Regions from separate parts of the Homo sapiens genome. Here region 1 is linked to region 2. The links are chromatin loops, found by intact Hi-C in ENCODE. Cell type or tissue: sigmoid colon. All regions are shown on one strand. Links, peaks and the distances in the headings refer to the core of each region. The heading gives the core; the rest is flanking DNA.

Region 1 (8,959 bases), core at 273-8,272, 210 kb after region 2:
GCATACACGATCCTCTGCTGCATCCAAAAGTGGGGCTGTGGTCCCCTGAGGGCTGGGGGAGGTGTGTTTGGATCAGTGTGACCCCATCACTCAAAATGAGCACATCCATGCTTAACCATGAAGTAGTCTAATGGGTTCCATTTTTCTCAGAAAGCCAGAATTTGTTCCTCCAGTATTTCTTTACATACCACTAAGAAGAATGTCAACATTAATGTGGGGTGAGTAGGAGTGATGGAAACTTGGTCTACAGAAAATCAAGTAAAAGTTTTGAAGAGCTTGGAGTCTTTATAAAAATGAGAATTTCTAGGTTCCATTGCAGAACTACTAAATCAGGATATCTGAGAATCTGACACAGGAATCTACCCATGGTTCACAGGTGATACAAATACACACACCAGTCTTAAAGGTCCTTTCAGTAAGTCATAAGCAATTGTTTTAAAACAAGATTGTAGGATCAAACCAGTTTCCGGATGAAGGTACTACCACACTTTGAATTCATTCTTGCCAACTTATTTTGTAGCATTGCCAGAAGGCACAAGCCTTGAGTTCTAACTCTAGCCCATCACCTATAATGTGGACAAGTTAGTTAACCTCCCCAAAGCTCAGTGACATGCGTTATGCATTCAGAAGAAGAATGATGATACGTAAGCAGCTTACAAAAGACTTTCACATCTATCCTACCTCACTGGGTCATCAGCAAGATCTAATCATATAGAGTGGATGAAGGTGCACTGCAGGTTTCATGGCACTTTACAAATGCAAGGTACACTGGGTTTTGTTTGCAGGTTTTAGTTTTGTTTTGTTTTGTTTTGAGATCAAAATATCTGCTTTTTTTCTGATAGAAATTCCATTGCTTTTGTATTCCTAAACTACATCCTCCAGCCTAGGTTTTATCAATAATACTGAATCCCAATATTGAATTTATCTCCCCAGCCTTGCACAAAACTGGAGAACTACAGGTATCTCCCAACTAGGGAAGGGTCTTTTCTGCCAAAATCACCACTTGGACCAAAGGGACCAGGGTCCTAGCACCTTGAAGGCAGCAAGAGCCCAAGTAGAAAAGAGAAGGAGAAAGAGCAGAGCTCAAACTCACTGCTTCCAAATTTACCAATCAGATCTCCCCCAAACAAGAGAGTGTGAGGAGGCAGAGAGGGGCCAAGACTAAGGAATGTCTCTTCATTTGGACATACGAGGGATGAGTGTGATTATAACACATTTATTGTAGCTAAGTTATCTGTATCCCCAAATTCCTCAATTTTTTGTTCTTTGAGCCCATTGTGCTTACACATTATACCCAGTCATATATAGGTATATATATTATAGGGATAGCATCTTCAGAGAGGGAATAAACTCCTACCCCCATCTCCAGTGTCACTTCCATGTAGATCTTTCTAGAAAGGTACTGTGTGTTTTTGCCCCATAAGGTTCTGAGATGGGCCAGTACAGTACATTGTGTTCTTCAAGGCCTTTCTGTAGTCAAGATAAAAATTGTCGATCCTTTTCTATTTTCCATCTCAAATTATGTCCAGACATCACACTGCCCAACAGAACCTATCAGAGACTGTGCAGCAAAATCAAGTGATATCACAAAGGTACCTCAACAATAAAATGACAATAAGATGCTCTAGATTTGAACATAAACCCCTCTAACACCAAATTACCAAGGAGTCTGAAGTCCAAAATTAAATTCCAAGTTAAGGGCCAAAAAAGGCAAAATGAGAAATTAAAATCTGAAGTTAAATCATCTCACTCTCAAGTTCAAAAACATTACATTGCAATTTCTTATTCTTTTTGGTGTCAGCAAGAAGAGTTCTGAATGGGCTGCGTGGGATCGGTGTTCTTTCAGCAGCAGTAGCCTAGGATGCCTTTCCAGGAAGGGACTTTAGAGTTGGGATTAACGCAACTCCAAGTCTCTGAAGTGTTGTACCATTTTAAGTTATTTTTTAATTGTGGTAAAATATATGTAACATAAAATGTACCACCATAACCTCCTTTTTTATTCTTTTAAAGACAGGGCCTCACTCTACCACCCAGGCTGGAGTGCAGTGGTGTGATCATAGCTCGCTGTAACTGTGAACTCCTTGGCTCAAGCTATCCACCCACCTCAACCTTCCAAGTAGCTAGGGCTAAAGGCATGCGCCACCATGCCTGGCTAATACTTTCATTTTTTGTAGACATAGGGTCTCACTATGTTGCCCAGGCTGGTCTTGAACTCCTGGCCTCAAGTGATCCTCTTGCCTTGGCCACCATAACCATTTTTTTTTAAGTGTACAGTTCAGGAGTATTAAGCACGTTCACTTTGTTTTGCAACCAATCTCTGGAATTCTTTTCATCTTGCAAAACTGAAACACTATACCCATGAAACAACTACTCCTCATTCTCCATTCCCCCATCCACTGGCAACTAGCATTCTACTTTCTGTTTCTATTTTATGTCTAGAACAGTGTGACTGCTCTAAGTACCTTATATTAATGGAATCATATAGTATTTGTCCTTATATGACTGGCTTATTTCACTTAGCATAATGTCCTCAGGGTTCATCCATGTTATAGCATGTGTCAGAATTTCTTTCCTTTTCAAGGCTGAATAATATTCCATTGTATGTATAGGCTACATTTTGTTTATCCATTCATCTGTCAGTGGACATGGGCTATTTCCATTTTTTTTTCTTTTACTATTGTAAATAACGCTGCTATGAAAATGGGTGCGTGTACCTCACTTTTTAAATTGCTCAAGAAGTTCAAACAACACAGGAGATGATCACAGCACAAATTTAGAAAATAATCCAGTCCCCAGTCCCAGAAAATTTATCCAGGCAAAACTCATTCCTAAAGCCCAATACTTGGTGTTGCCAAAAACGACAGCAGATTCAGAAGGGAAAATCGCTTTAGAAGATTCTTCAAAGGGAAAAAGGGTAAATGGTTTTAAATGAAGTGCTCTTCATTCATTGCCAGGTGACCATAATCCTTGGAGAGGCTAATTATGGCACCATTTTTGTTTGTTTGTTTGTTTTTTGTTGTTTTTTTTTTACCATATCTGGGGGAAATGAACTCATTCCTGTAAAGAGTCTGCTCTGACAGTAGCATTTGAGACATTACTGCTTTAAATGCATTTTCATGGTTCAAAATAATAGCACTATTAAAAAATGTTTCTTCAACAAGGATTTGTTTTCTCCCTAAGAAGCTTAATGTGGACACTACAAATAATGACCAAAGCTGCTGAGTATGGCATAACAAAGAGAAAACAAAGCACTCATCCTGTCCTCCAGATCATGCCCAGAACACTGTCTACCAACATGTGGCTTGCCAACTGGAATGATGCAAATGTCAGACCCACATCTGTGGAAAAGGGGCTCGTCCCACAGGAAACAAGCTATTGGGGAATGGGGAGAATGATATAATTAGAAATTTAAGACACAGTATAACTCAGAAAAATGTTGGCTGGGCAGCACATTGCTAAGACTTGAAATCTTTATTTTGTTCTCTTTTCAAAAGCCCTGTGAGCATAATGAGCAGAATATAGCTTTAAGAACTAAGATTCACCCCATCAGGCATTAATGGTGTCCAGAAACTATGTGAACAATCTTACTTGACATCCCCAAGACATTTATATCTGTCCAATGCAAAATCAGAGGGGGGAACATGTTAATTTTCTCAGCCTTTTGATAGCATATATACAAGATCTCTTAGCCCCACAAAAGCTCCAGATATATTCTCTAGGACTTCGACTGCCTTAAAATATAGACTTGCATTTATCTTGGCCACATTAACGAGATCTGTTTGACCAATACATTTATATTTATGATGACTGAGGGCAGATTATGGTTGTTAAAATTTGTCCTTGGGACATGAAAACACTCTTCTGTCATTAATACATTTTATAATATAAACTATGATGTCAGGTCAACATAAAGGGTAAAAACGTTCCTAAAGTATGCACACATCATTTTTTAAAGCAATTGAGCCTAATGGAATAACAAAGGTCATCATAACAAACCATTACAGCCTTGGTCTTGGCAACTCTGGCCACAGAAGAACCTCCAAGAAACGATCATCATTCCTCCAATGTTATGGCATCCAGACGACAGGAATGGCTCGCAAATGAGTCATACGGGCTCAGATCCGCGGTAGCTATGTGAGCGCTGGACGATCAATTATTCATGTGTTTACAAAGAGCTTTCCCGGTTGATGTTAACCAGAGCTGCCTGCAACGAAGAGCTCTCCAGCTGTCCTCGGCCGTCCTGGGCCTCGGACTAACAAGCGGCTTTAATTGCTGGGCAGGTCATGTGGAAGGTGCTCCTCCCTTCAACCCAGTAAATTCAATCTCTCTGAGACTTTGTTAGGTGTAAAAATGTTAATCAGAAATAATTATAACAACAATAGTTTATTTACAGTACTCCCAGTAAATTCTAAAGAGGGAGACAAAAGTTAGACTTAACTTAGTTCCCACAGGGATCCACCAGGATTGGAGACTGACCAATACCAGGTCAGGGATTGGTAGAGGGCATAACAAATGCCAGGGAAGGGGAGGGACTAGGGGTTGTGGGTTTCACAAGGAAGGTAAGAGGAAGAGCAGTCTAGGATGCTCTGTAAAGGTAAAGGAGCATGACTGAGGACCAGCAAGGGTGAATGCACTAGACTGGCCAACAAATAACCAAATGTGAGTGAATTTGACCTGCCTATCAAAAATGGCCTTGGAAGAGGCTGAATGGGAAGTCACTTCTCAGTCCTTTTTGTTACTTTACACAACCTACAGCCTGTCCAGGAAGAATAATAATGTAATTAAGGCAACTCTTCTCTCTGAGCCAGGCCACAGAGCATGGGAGCAGGTGCCCCACCACCCAATTCCTCAGCTGTGTTTGGAGGAAGAGCAGAGTTATAGTCAGAGCTGTGGCCCAAGCCTCTTCCTGTGAAGAGAGTGTGGTCAGAGCAGACCAAGGGATGCCTCAGGGACTTTTTTACTATCCCAATTCCAAGAACATCTGTGGTACCGAGCCAGATTCTTCCTCTTGCTTGAAATTGGGTAACTTTAGATATCATCATAACTCATTCATCCATTCAGAGAAAGTGGTTGAAGCAAACAATCTCTGTTCTTGCAGACAGCAAAGCACAGTAGTGCTTTGTGCAGACATAGATAGAGTCAGGGCCATAGGACTTCTGAGGTAATTCTGCTTTGTAGGGTGGAAGGCAACACTAGTTGAGAGGACTTGCAACAGAAAGGAAAAGCTAGGGCCGGGCGTGGTGGCTCACAACTGTAATCCCAGCACTTTGGGAGGCCGAGGCGGGCAGATCACGAGATCAAGAGTTCGAGACCATCCTGAACAACATGGTGAAACCCCGTCTCTACTAAAAATACAAAAATTAGCTGGGTGTGGTGGTGTGCACCTGTAGTCCCAGTGAGAGGTGAAGCCAGCTGGACTTCCTGGGTCTAGTGGGGACTTGGAGAACTTTTCTTTCTAGCTAGAGGATTATAAATGCACCAGTCAGTGTTCTGTGTCTAGCTAAAGGATTGTAAATGCACCAATCAGCACTGTAAAAACTCACCAATCGGCACTCTGTGTCTAGCTAAAGGATTGTAAATGCACCAATCAGCACTCTGTAAAATGGACCAATCAGCACTCTGTAAAATGGAGCAATCAGCAGGACATGGGCAGGGACAAATAAGGGAATAAAAGGTGGCCACCCCAGCCAGCAGCAGCAGCCCATTTGGGTCCCCTTCCGAAGCTTTGTTCTTTCGCTCTCCACAATAAATCTTGCTACTGCTCACTTTGGGTCCGTGCCACCTTTAAGAGCTGTAACACTCACTGCGAAGGTCTGTGGCTTCATTCTTGAAGTCAGCGAGACCAAGAACCCACCAGAAGGAACCAACTCCAGACACACCAGCTACTCGGGAGGCTGAGGCAGAAGAATTGCTTGAACCTGGGAGGCAGAGGCTGCAGTGAGCTGAGATCTCACCACTGCACTCCAGCCTGGCAACAGAGTGAGACACTGTCTCAAAAAAAAGAAGAAAAAAAAAAAAGAAAGGAGAAGCTAGCAGAAGAGAAACAGGGCACCCCTCCCTGGTGCATGAAGCATCCTGGAGCACTTTCATCACAGGTGGTTTTGTAACTTACATCACAGGTATTGCTGTAAGGGCAAGGTTAGAGAGAGTTTGGTTTCCCTTCCCTCACCCTGATCCACCCTATCCATCCAAAAATGCATGTTTGGAAAATGATCCCGAAGAAAGAGAGTGCTTCTCCCTAAGGCCCACAACAGGAGAGCTGGTCTAAGACACTTCTCCACACCTCCTTTAACCTATCAAGTCCCAGTTCCATCCTTTTACTCCAGCAAGAGGGGCAAGGGAGAGGACAAGGGGAAGTGTCCCAAGATAGGTCTCCTTCACTTGGCGGGAACTTTTAACTTCTTCAGTCTTCCCATGAGTGCACCCCTCCTGCTAACTGGGATTCCTTGGCTCACTGGCATTCTGCCTAGAGATCAGAGGATCATTTCTCAAAAGACAGTCAAAAACAGACCTTTGGGAAGGGCAGCATTAAACACAGATGTCTTCATGAAGGCCTCTCCAGAGCCTTTTGCCTTTGAAGAGAAGTGAGGCACGCAGGACTTTCCAAACTTACTGGTCCATGGAATTGTTTTTAGAAGCATCCCGAAAGGCAAACTTTCAGAATTCCATGGACCAATAAAACACGGGAAATGCAGTGTTAGGGTGTGGTAGCAACACTCCGATTATACCCACAATCAAGGTCTGGTCTGAGAGCCACTCTGTCATTTTCAAGGAACTTTAATGTATCTGTTCTCCACCATCATGGGTTGCTTTAATTTGATACACTCTTGGAATGCTGGGAGCACTTGCCTGGAATTTCAGCCTGCCATCACTGTTGGTGACAGCCTCATAAATGGTTTCCCGAAGTCCCATTTGGCTAGTCTAATTTACCCAACCTCCCCATGCACTCTTACCAAACTGGCAGACCCTCACAAGCTCATCTCCTCACCATGCCCCGTTATCAGTAAAGGGAGAAGGAGAGGAGGAGTATTTCTCCCTATAGGACAACGGCCTGAATTCCAACAGCCTCCCCTTCCCCAATTTCTTTCTGCCTTCGTGTGTATAAGTTGCTGCCCTCGTCTTTCGGTTGGAAGTTTCTAACATTTTCTGCAGGAGAGTCACAAAAGCAAGCCTTTAGGCAGCCCCTCCGGAGCCTGGCCCACATTGTCCTTTTCAAGACCTCCAGCTCTGAGTTTGTGACTCCCCACTGTGGCTGCAGCATAAGTTGCCACACAGAGGAGATGCCCACCGAGGGTGGATATTTTGGCCTGATCTCAAACATCTGTCATTTGCTGTTGTAAGATCTGAAAGTCTGGGATGGCCTACATTCCTGATTCTATATTTCAAGTGGAATAGTGTGCAAATGCTCAGTATCCAAAATAAATGGGATATCAGCTTTGTCTCTGGCATTAACCAACTCATTAAATATAAAATAAACACAAGTAAATGGCCTTTAAATCTCACTGACAGAAAGCTTGGCAACTACTCTGAGATTCTAGAGGTCACTGGAACTTCTCTCTTCAAACAGGAATCTTCCTCACACTGTGAGGCACAGAAGGACAGGTCTGCCCAGTGAGGAGGGTTTCTGGGTGCTCCCTTCCACGTGGGTGCTGCCCTGCAGAGCTAGCTACCCCGAGAGCCTGTCCATGGAGAATGATGGTTACTGCCCGGACGGGGCACAGAGAAGTGGCTGTTAGTTCTTACAAGTGGTTAGAAATTCAGGACTAAGGCTTTCACTTGCCACTAATTATAAATACCTAGGAAGAGCCACCAAACCTTGGGTTTCTGATTGCTCCCTACCTATTGGCTATTCCCAGAGAGCCCATATTCACATGGTTTCCTAAATCCTGTGTACACTCACTCTCCCACGGGTCCCCCGGTCCCATTAGTAATGCTACTTGCTGAACACTTCGCTTTGTCTCAATCTATCTGTAGTTTCAACATCAACTGGACTTGTTGGGGAAGGTGATGGCCCAGGTTCTCTGGAAAATTGATGTAATTATTCACCTCATGCCAAGCATGCAGAAAACAAACTGTAATAATTCACCAACCATAAAACAAGCACATGCACCTCTTTGCTCAGAACTTTACTTCAGGGCTCAGCTAGATTTCAGCGATTACTGACCTCTTTTATAAAATCAAAGTGAAAAATGTGCAGCTTTTGGTAAAAAGCATGTTGACTTGATAGTCCTTCAAACATGGGTGCTTGCCTGGGAGGCTGTGGGTGAGGAGGTCCATTATGCAGAAGACCCAGCTGTGGTCAGGTGTCAGAATTACTGGCTTTGCCCATTCACCTCAGTCAGCTTTCTTTTTTTTTCCTGTTTCTTTTTTAGAGATAGGGTCTCACTCTATCACTCAGGCTGGAGTGTAGTGGTGCAATCATAACTCACTGCAGCCTCAATCTCCCGCTCCTGGGCTCAACCAATCCTTCTACCTCATCCTCCCGAGTAGCCATAGCCAGGACTGCAGGCACACACCACCACACCGAGTGCATTTTAAAAACATTTTGTAGCGACAGGATCCCATTATATTTTCTGGGCTGGTCTCAAACTCCTGGGCTCAAGCCATTCTCCCACCTTGGCCTCCCAAAGTGCTGGAATTACAGGCATGAGCCCCTGTGCCCAGCCTCAGTCAGCTTTCACAGTCTAACTTTGTGCCAAGAAGTTAGTAAGATCTGAAACTAGTCAAAGTAGCTTCCATTTATTCACAGTTTTAAAAACATTTTTCAAGTTTAGTCAACTTCCCAATATAATCAAAGGACAAAATGGCAATAAAAAATATACTTCATCAGATCTTAGAGTTATACAATCAGTTAAAAAATAGATATTGGGTTTTAAACAACTGACATATGCTTTCCTTTTCCCCCTTTAAAGGTTTTCAGTAGTCTATCTGAAATCACTGAATCACTTTTCTTCTCCTC
Region 2 (8,959 bases), core at 229-8,228:
CCAAAATCCAGTCTGTTTCAGGTGCTGTCAAATTGAACACCCTACTACCAGTAAACCATCTCTTCTTCTCCTTCCCCATCTACCCTGCCCTAGTGCCTCATCAATTTTCCCTCAGATAATTCCAGCAGGCTCTGAGGCTTTCTTTTATCCAGTGCTGGTGGCTTCTTCTATCCAGTATTAATACAGAGACCAAATGAAGTTTTGAAGTGTAAATATGATCGTATCAGTCTTCTACTTGAAATCCCATCTTCAAATGGAACATACAAACCCATATGTGGCAATCCATATTAGTCTAGCCCTCACTTATCTGATAATCAACCTCCCCACTTGCCCTTAATGGGCTAAGCTATTTTAAGCTTTCATGCTCCTGCCCCTCCCCATACCCAAAGCAACTTCCATTCTTGATTCCATCCTTCTCTCCCAGCAAAACAAAATCATCTCAGGCATCCTCTGAGAGTCCTGCCTGACCCCCTCCACCTCCAGCTTACTGTCCTATGTATCCAAGTAACACACTATGTTATCTTCCACCCAGACACTAAGGAATGGGCAATCACTGCCTGATTAGACCATGATGCCCCATCATCAGAGGCTAAGGGTGTCTCTGTATTCCAATCAGGTGAACACTCAAGTCATATTTGAGTAAATAAATAAATGCATATTTCCACAGAAACTTGGCGATCAAGTTCTCTAATGCTAGTGTTCAGCTGCATAGGGCTTAAGTATATTCTCTGGGCTGGCTAGGAAACCTAACTACCATTTATAATTTTGTCTCTATGGGAAAATGCAAGGACAGTTCCAGATGAACCAGTTACAAACAATTTGGAACAAAGCTCATTTGTAAATTGAGGATTTACTATATTTATCTGTTCACATTTCTGCTAGGTTTGAAATTGGTCTATCATCTTTCCCTCTTGGTTAACAAGGTATGAGAGTAGTGAGAACATTAAGATACATCTAACACTAAGTATTCTTTGATCAAACTTGTGGGTGTTTAATAAACACTCATGAGCTGGATATATTGGCATGGACTATAGCCACCCTTCCCAAGTAGTTGCTTAGACATTTCTTTTATATTCTGGTCCTGTATTCATGTGATCCTATTTAGAAAAACCTGACATTTGGAAATCCAAACTTAGAAACGAGATACATTCAGGGGTTGTGACTCAGGTTACAAAATAATTTTTCACTTTTGAAATTTAATAGTGACTCACTCTGTTCATTAAAGAGCAATAAAATATTATCATGTAACTCTGAAAAGAAACAGAGAATTTAAGAGCAGAATTGAGGCTAGATATATTTGCAGTCATGAGCACTTCTTTTGAAAACACCATAATTTACCACCCCCCTGCAAACACACACCCCATTTGGGATTTATTCTTGTGGCATTACAACTCTCCCTCTACCAAGAAGCACAACAAAGACCATCTGAGTAGGAAGCAGATGTGTATCTTCTGGAGCTTAACACCCTTGGCTCAAATCTGACGGTGAAAATTTACAGCCCTTAAAATATATTGTACTGTGGTGGCTGTGACTGGGAGGCCTCCTCCCCATCTGAGGGAGTAGGGTTGCTAAAATGTTAGTGGCCAAAGGGGGCTGGTGCAGGGAGGAAGGAGACTGATTCTTCACTGGGAGGAAATGAGCCAGAGATTATCAGTGGATGATATAATCAAAAATTCATATACCAGTATCCAAGTTTTATTACACTACTGAGGAAAACAGCTCATTTATATTGGATTTCCTGTCCTTTTTTTCTTAATAAGAAGAATCACGTATCTATGAGTCATCACAATTATTATAGTTTTAACAGGACATTTTATTGTGATAATGCATATGACTTTTTTTCAAAAAGAACTATAAGGAGATATAAAATAATTGCATAGCTCCTAATTTATTGACAGAATAGTTCAAAGATGTGTTGGTATATTTTTCTCATTTGTAAAGTTTCTTGAAATAGCTTTGACTATTTCCAGTAGGCACATATCTCTGTTTTATAGTAACATTCAAAAATTAATAAATAGGGAAAAGTCACTATGGGAATACACTGTAATAAAGACAAATAGAATCCATACTTCAAAAGTTGGCAAGAGCTAACAGATATGCTCTCATTTTTTTATTTTTGTAATAAAATGTTCTGTATTCAGAGTTATTTCTTTCCTTGTTATTTTTCTTGTCTTGAGTAGGAACCATAAATGCTTCAACAAACAGAAAGTAGATTGGATGCTCAGTTAGTGTTAACTAAAATTTTTTTATGAAGTGCCTCTTAATGCTAATATGACATAATATTGTTTCAATGGAAAAGTTCAATTTGTTTTCTACAAAGATCATTTATGCAAATATTCTATGAAACATTATAACCATCAATAAGTCCTTACTGAGTGTCCAGTACTTAGGAGTCACACTGAAAACAATAAAAGGGTAGAATGACTCATACAAAGATGGAGTTACTTTTCAAAGGACAGAAGCATACTTATCAGACAAAGTAAAAATTGAGCATTTTCAAAGATGTATCACCAAATCAAAATTAAAACCTGACTTAAACTTTAGGATTGCATGCAAATTGCCCTCAATCGATTGACACCACATTCCTTGCAAACAAATCTACAATTTTTCTCCAGCCTAACATTATTGTAGAGTGCAATAACTAAATCCAGTTTCTGAGAAAGAACAGATCTTGGAAAGTGTCATGAATAGAAGATCTTCTGGACAGCAGGCTTAGAAACACAGACATTAAAAATGCACTCTGGTCTACACCCAAAGAAGGTGTAACATATTTGTTATCAGTACAGCCTCTGCTTGGATTGGTTTTTGCAGAAGTGGGATGGCTTACCGGGGTCAACCACAGTACCCCCATGGTTTGACTTGGGATGATCTCATACACTTTGTCTAGGGAGCTGGCCAGTGCTGACTGTATAGAGTGAGACTGAAGAAACTTACCTGGAGATTGAACCATTGTTCCCCTAAACTCCGTGGCCTAACTTACTGCTCATCAGCCATAGAGAGGACATACAGAGAAAGGAAAACATGACACCAAATGAAATAAAAATAAGTCACTACCCAGGAGAGCTTGGAGAGATAGTCAATCGATGTGACACATGTAAAAAAAAAAAATGTCCTTTCACAAACTCACTGAATATGATGAAATCCAGATCAGGTTATATAAATTTTTCCCTGGTTAAGTCCCAACTCTTACATCAAAAGGTCCAATCATATTTCAAACTGAAATATGTTATCAGCAAACTAGCAGAAAAAAAGATCAACAGAACAGTTTACTCCATTTGTGGTCTATGCACCCGCTGTTGTCAAAGCTAACCAATTGCCTAAATAAGATGTGCTGTCTTCCTTAAAGTTGCCACTACCCATTATGAAACAATAACTTAGATTTCACAAGGTTGAATGAATTCCATATAATAAAACGTTCTTAGGAAACTGAGTGAATACAATCAGGGTCAGTACCCACAACAGATGACTTTTTCCATATATAAGTGATTCTTCATAACTTTATACAGAAATTGATCCAATACCTGGGTCCAAATTCATTACAGGCCCTTCCAAAACTGGATCCCATAGGATGACAACATTTACACCATGTGTGCATTTTGTGTCATTATGATTCCTTTGAAAATGCCCAAACTGTTCTGAATGCCTTGGCCAGGGGTGCAATGGATGTGGGTATGTCCTACAGAAAAATGTTCCAGTCCTTGTCTTATCCTAATGAGTGCAATTAACCACAACCATAACATTTGAATTATTAATTCTCCCTAATAGGGCAGATACAGTGTCTCTGGAGCAAAGCTGTTTGGAGTTCTGGTAAAACTCATGCCAAATTTAATTTGAAAGTTCAACTTGAAGAGAGACAATGCTGGCATTGTATTACATTGATTTAAAACAAGTCTCTCCTAAGGATTTTCTTCATCCTTATCTGCATTAATAGAATATGAAAGAGGGAGAGAGGAGAAAATATCGAGTGCTGGAAAATATCTTTCTCAGAAACTGTAGCAGACGGGTCACAACATTTTTAAACAATGATAGTAACATTTATTATATCAAAGCCATTTTATGTTTTATTTGGAACTCTGGCGCCTTTTTTTTTTAAGTTCCCATAACATGACAGTAATTATAGCCATCAAGATGTTCCCTAGAAGATAGCAGCCCAGAGTCCAGATGCTGCTGCCCCGTTGTCCTGCTCAGTGGAGCTCAGTGTGCACATTACATCATGGTGTAGTTTATTTTAAAAGTGCTTTAAGAATGTAATGATAGTAATTGTAGACAGGGAAAATTAATGGGAGCATTGCCGGTCTGCAAATTCCATTTATAAAACACTCCTGCTGCTCAAAAAGAGAGTGCTTTCTTGTTAACAGAGGCTTCAAAATACAATTTGGAGGATGTATTAAGTAAACTCTGTGCTAAAGTCATTTTCAGCTGGGCCCTGTGTGTACATAGCTCCCTCTCACTTCACCACTAGCCCACCACACGACTTTCCCTGAGAGGATACAAGATTCTGCAGAGAAACAGAGGGTGCGTGTTCCCATGTAAAAACTACCATGGCTGTGGGGCAAGGAAAGGTTAAGTGGGAGAACTGATCTCAGGCCAACAAACACATAAACAGTGTGTAGAAGGAAGAGAGAGCAGAGAGGGTCCAGGAAGGCCTACACCCATACACCCAGTCACAGTCCTTTAAGAACCGACCACTCCTGGGTTTAGGGGTTTGAAGGGTTTCATATTTCATTGAGGATAGATGTTGGACATCTAAGCCAAGAGCATGCTTTTCCTTCTGGCTTTATGGCACAGAATAGTTGCCCTTACTCAATACTTTTTTTTCATGTTCCTTAAATCTGTCATCTTTATTCCCTTCTAACTAACTTCAGCAAAAATAAAATAACCTCCTTAAGATTACTTTTCAGTTCTTGTTCATTATGAAATCCACTATTCAAATGGTGACCAGTTTTGTCCTGTGAAGTTGCCGAGAAAATTCCAGTTGCTTCTGAAGTTTCCAGAGAGAACATAAAGAGCAGACCAAAATTTGTTAGACACTCCTTCCTTCTAAGTTCAACAAAACAAAATAAGGAAAAGTAAAGCTTTTCCATGCATCCCAGAAGTAAGAGTGTTTTATTTCAAGGTGATGAAACAGTACTGATACACAGTGGATGGCTACCTGGCTTGTTCCACCACAGCGTTACACTCCACACATGTGAAGGGAGGCCCCTGCCTCTACTCCACCCACAGTGGATGGGTGAGTAACTGGACACAATTAGGTAGGGGGAGTCTGCAATAAGCACATGTCTTCTTCCACCAAATATAGACTTGTTCACCCATTTGCAATGACTAGTGGTAATGACAATAATCTGGGAAAGTGTGTGTGCATGTACATGTTCGGGGGAGTCTTAAGAGAAAATTCATGATATTCCTAGCAGAGGGGAAACAATGAACATATTGCTCTTACTGGGACATCAGCTATATAGTCCCACCTTACTGCATAGTCTGATATCACCATCCTATTTTAGAGTCCTTTAACTGAGTCCAAGATAGGCATATCTGACTTTATTGATAACCTCATGAGGTATGTAGCACCTGTGTTTTCACCCCTCCTTGGCAGATGAGAATATCGAGACATGGAGAGGTTGGAATATCTCAGTGGAAAACTCCAGACTGGAGTCCAGGTTGTTTGACTCTCCAGGTAGGTTAATGGGCCACTTACAGTGGAGAGAAGAGATTGACTTCCTTAACTGAGCTAAGACAAATGGGTGTTTCTTTGAAGAGTCTCTCTCTACAAATAGTAAGGGCTCAGCCTATTTAGTTTTGAGCCTGAGACAGGACTGTGGTTTCCATCCCTAAGCACTAACTACCTTTTAACACATCTTACACTAATTCTAAAAATTACAGGAAGAGAGAAGGGAAAGCAAAACCAGAATGAATACTAACACATGGGGACATAATAGTGCCTACTATGGACCAGTCACTTTTTCACCAATATTACAGTTGTTATCTACTCTCTACAACAATCCTATACAGCATATATTATTGGCATTATTTTATATACCAAAAAACAAGGATAAAAGAACACTGCTAGTGTAATAGCTAGTACACATTCCAACTAATATAACATTTCATGTGCCCTGGGCACTGTCCTAAGCCCCTTCCATCTGACACATGTACAATCTTCATAATAACCCTATGAAGGTCAAGACTATTTTTATTTTTTTCATTTTATAGGTAAGAAAAATGGGGCACAAAGATGTTAAATATGTTGTCCAAGGTCACACAGCTAGTAAGTATTAATAACAGAGCCCAGTTCAAAACCAGGCAGTCTAGCACAAGAGCCACGCTCTGTAGAGCCATTCTACTCCACCTCCCAGCAACAAGGCCAGGAGCTTTCTGGCAACAGAATACTGCCACCACAGCATAAAGTGCCAAGGATATATTCCCCAGGTGTCTCAGTCTGTTTGTGTTGCTGTAAACGAATACCCAAGGCTGAGTAATTTATAAAGAATAGAGGTTTATTTGGGATCATCGTTCTGCAGGCTGTACAAAAAGCACAGTGAGGGCCCCAGGAAGCTTCCACTCATGGTGGAAGGCAAAGGGGAGCAGGCGTCATGTGGTAAGAAGCAGGAGGCGAGATAGAGAGGAGGAGGTGCCAGGCTCTTTTCAACAACCAGTTTTTCCGGGAACTAAGAGTGAGAGCTCACTCACTTCCTCAAGAATGACACCAAGCCCTTCATGAGAGATCAGCCCCCACAATCCAAACACCTCCCACAAAGTCCCATCCCCAACATTGGGGGATCAAATTTCAATATGAGGTTTGGAAGGAACAAATATCCAAACCATATCACCAAGCAAGCAAAACTGGGGCTTCAACAATTCTCTCCTCTAAAACACTTTAATACACCCTAGCATCTCTTCACTGACATGCAACAATGCAGAATCTCCCCACACTCCCAGGCCTTCATTTCCCCCAACACTAGATCACTATTTCTGTCTGTCATGTTCCCTTTTCCCATGGGAAATTTTGTGTTCTCTCTCTGAACTCAATAAAGCAACCAGACAGGGAAGAGCGAATGAACTACTCTATTTTAATTGGTATTGGTCGAGGTAAATTAAAAAAGGAACATTAGTTCATTCACCTATTAAAAGTAGGAGTTGGGTGTACAGTAATAAGACAATCTATTTTGTGTCACACGCTCCAATAGTGCTATGCACCATTCTCTCATCAAAAACTTAGATGTGCCATCTCATTCTGTTCTTATAGCAATTAGTAACTATGCAAAGTAGGACTTCTTACGCTCCTTTAACATAGGAGAAAGCCAGGGTCTATGTTGGCTAGATAACCTACCCAAAGTATCAAAGCTAACCTGGAGCTGAGATAGGATCAAACACTTGGATGGATTTTTAGGTGAATAAATGGATGAATGAACCCAAACCCGTTACTGTTCCACTACACCTTTCATTCATCCATCCAGAAAATAATTTTGGGGCACATACTATTTGCCAGGCACTATTAGGCGCTCGGGATAAAATGGGGCCCTATTCCACATTCTGTTGGGCGAGGCAGAAAACAATCTTCAGATCTTGATCTTCTTGATCAAGAAGAGAAATATCGAATGGTGATAACAGCTACGTGGAGAAGTTAAACAAGGTGTGAGAGACTGGGTGGCTATTTCACATTAGGATAGGAGAATCAGGGAAGGAACTAACCGTGACGCTCAGATGAGACTTGCAGGAAGGAGGCAGCTGTGTGGGATTCAATGGGCAACATTCGAATTCATGGGAAAGGCTGTAGAAAGCCCCTGAGAAGACAATGAGCTTTGACCCAATGGAGGTGTGGGCAAGGGAAATCAGGAAGGGTGCAAATCCCATAGCGTGTAATAAGCCAGGACAGAATGTCTGGAGTTGGTTCTAAGGACAGTACAGAGCATTTGGAAAGTATTCATCAGGAGGGCTATGACCTGATTTCTTCCTTCAAGTCTTTATTCTGCCATACTTCCTGCTTTTAAGGGTCCCAGGTCTATCTCCTCCCACTTACTTCCCCTGATACAAACCCACCTAGACTTTGTATCTCATGTCAGGCCATTTCCTCACTCACTCTCTGCTGGCCATAAAAATTGGAAAGTAGCAGGAAACTACTACCTACTCAGGAGTAACTACGTGACAGCTGTCTCACCCGCTTCTGGGTGAGACAGTTCCAACTGGCTGAGCTCCAGTTGGGCTCTGTGGGTTCTGACGACAGTTCCACAAGCTCTGGCTGCCTTGGTCCAGTAGGTACCTGAAACCAAGGTCCAGGAGATGAGGTGATGAGCTTCCCCCTGGCCTAGTCCCAAACAGTGACTCACAACTCAGTGAGCTCCCCTGGGACTCTGTTTTTCCATCAACAAAGGGTTTTTTGATGCTATTGCAGCCACCTTGTCCCAGAGACTGCTCAGAGCAACCCAAGGACTCAGCTAAAATGTGTACCCGGCTCAGCACCTCCACCAAGTCCCAAAAGGAGCTAATTTTAATACCAAATGCAGATTTATTACCCCAAGAAATAAGCATTTCCTGCTTCAAAAGGAAGCCTAGGCATTCCTGAGAGACTCGTCTACAGAGTACCAAGAACCAATATATAGAGAAAGTCAGTCTTGCTAAATCCTCCAGGGAAACTCAACCTCCCCACATCCTTATTCTCAGGGAAGTATGTGTAGTGCTCAAGGAAATGAAAAGTTGTAAGAGCATGCTTGGGAATTTCATCACGGGGAAGTTTACTAATGATTTCAAGAAACATTTTCCGTTCTAAATGAATGAAACCGTGGTCATTTCCCAATTGTGCGTTTGACCATCCAGGCCAACCCTTAATGAGGCTCCGTACCTCAAAGCCTGTCACCAATGCGGAAGCTTCCAAGGCAACATGTCTGAGTGTCTGCAGACATTCATAAGACCGTAAGAGGGCAAGTATATTGATTTCATAGGAAGGTTATCCACAGCACATCTG

The links. Peaks named below come from ENCODE experiments on the same cell type or tissue, not always from the same donor. Only the 100,000 strongest peaks of a DNase experiment are listed, where the experiment ranks them.
Region 1: a loop joins it to region 2, with 5 times the contacts of the local background. A loop is called at or near these places in 3 of 110 quality-filtered maps.

What each region holds. Positions count from the first base shown.
Region 1 is chr1:220,814,153-220,823,111 of GRCh38, reverse strand. MTARC1 (mitochondrial amidoxime reducing component 1) reads right to left here. Exons shown (of 7, transcript NM_022746.4): 7 at 3,453-8,959. Among named protein-coding and RNA genes, the nearest start is that of LINC01352, 11 kb to the left of the region's middle. RefSeq lists an enhancer at 3,892-4,583. In sigmoid colon, for the core only: no CTCF peak of the experiment used is centred there; DNase peaks (open chromatin) are centred at 3,318, 4,131 and 4,921; H3K27ac peaks cover 742 bases.
Region 2 is chr1:221,025,478-221,034,436 of GRCh38, reverse strand. No RefSeq gene overlaps it. Among named protein-coding and RNA genes, the nearest start is that of HLX-AS1, 150 kb to the right of the region's middle. In sigmoid colon, for the core only: no CTCF peak of the experiment used is centred there; a DNase peak (open chromatin) is centred at 4,176; H3K27ac peaks cover 323 bases.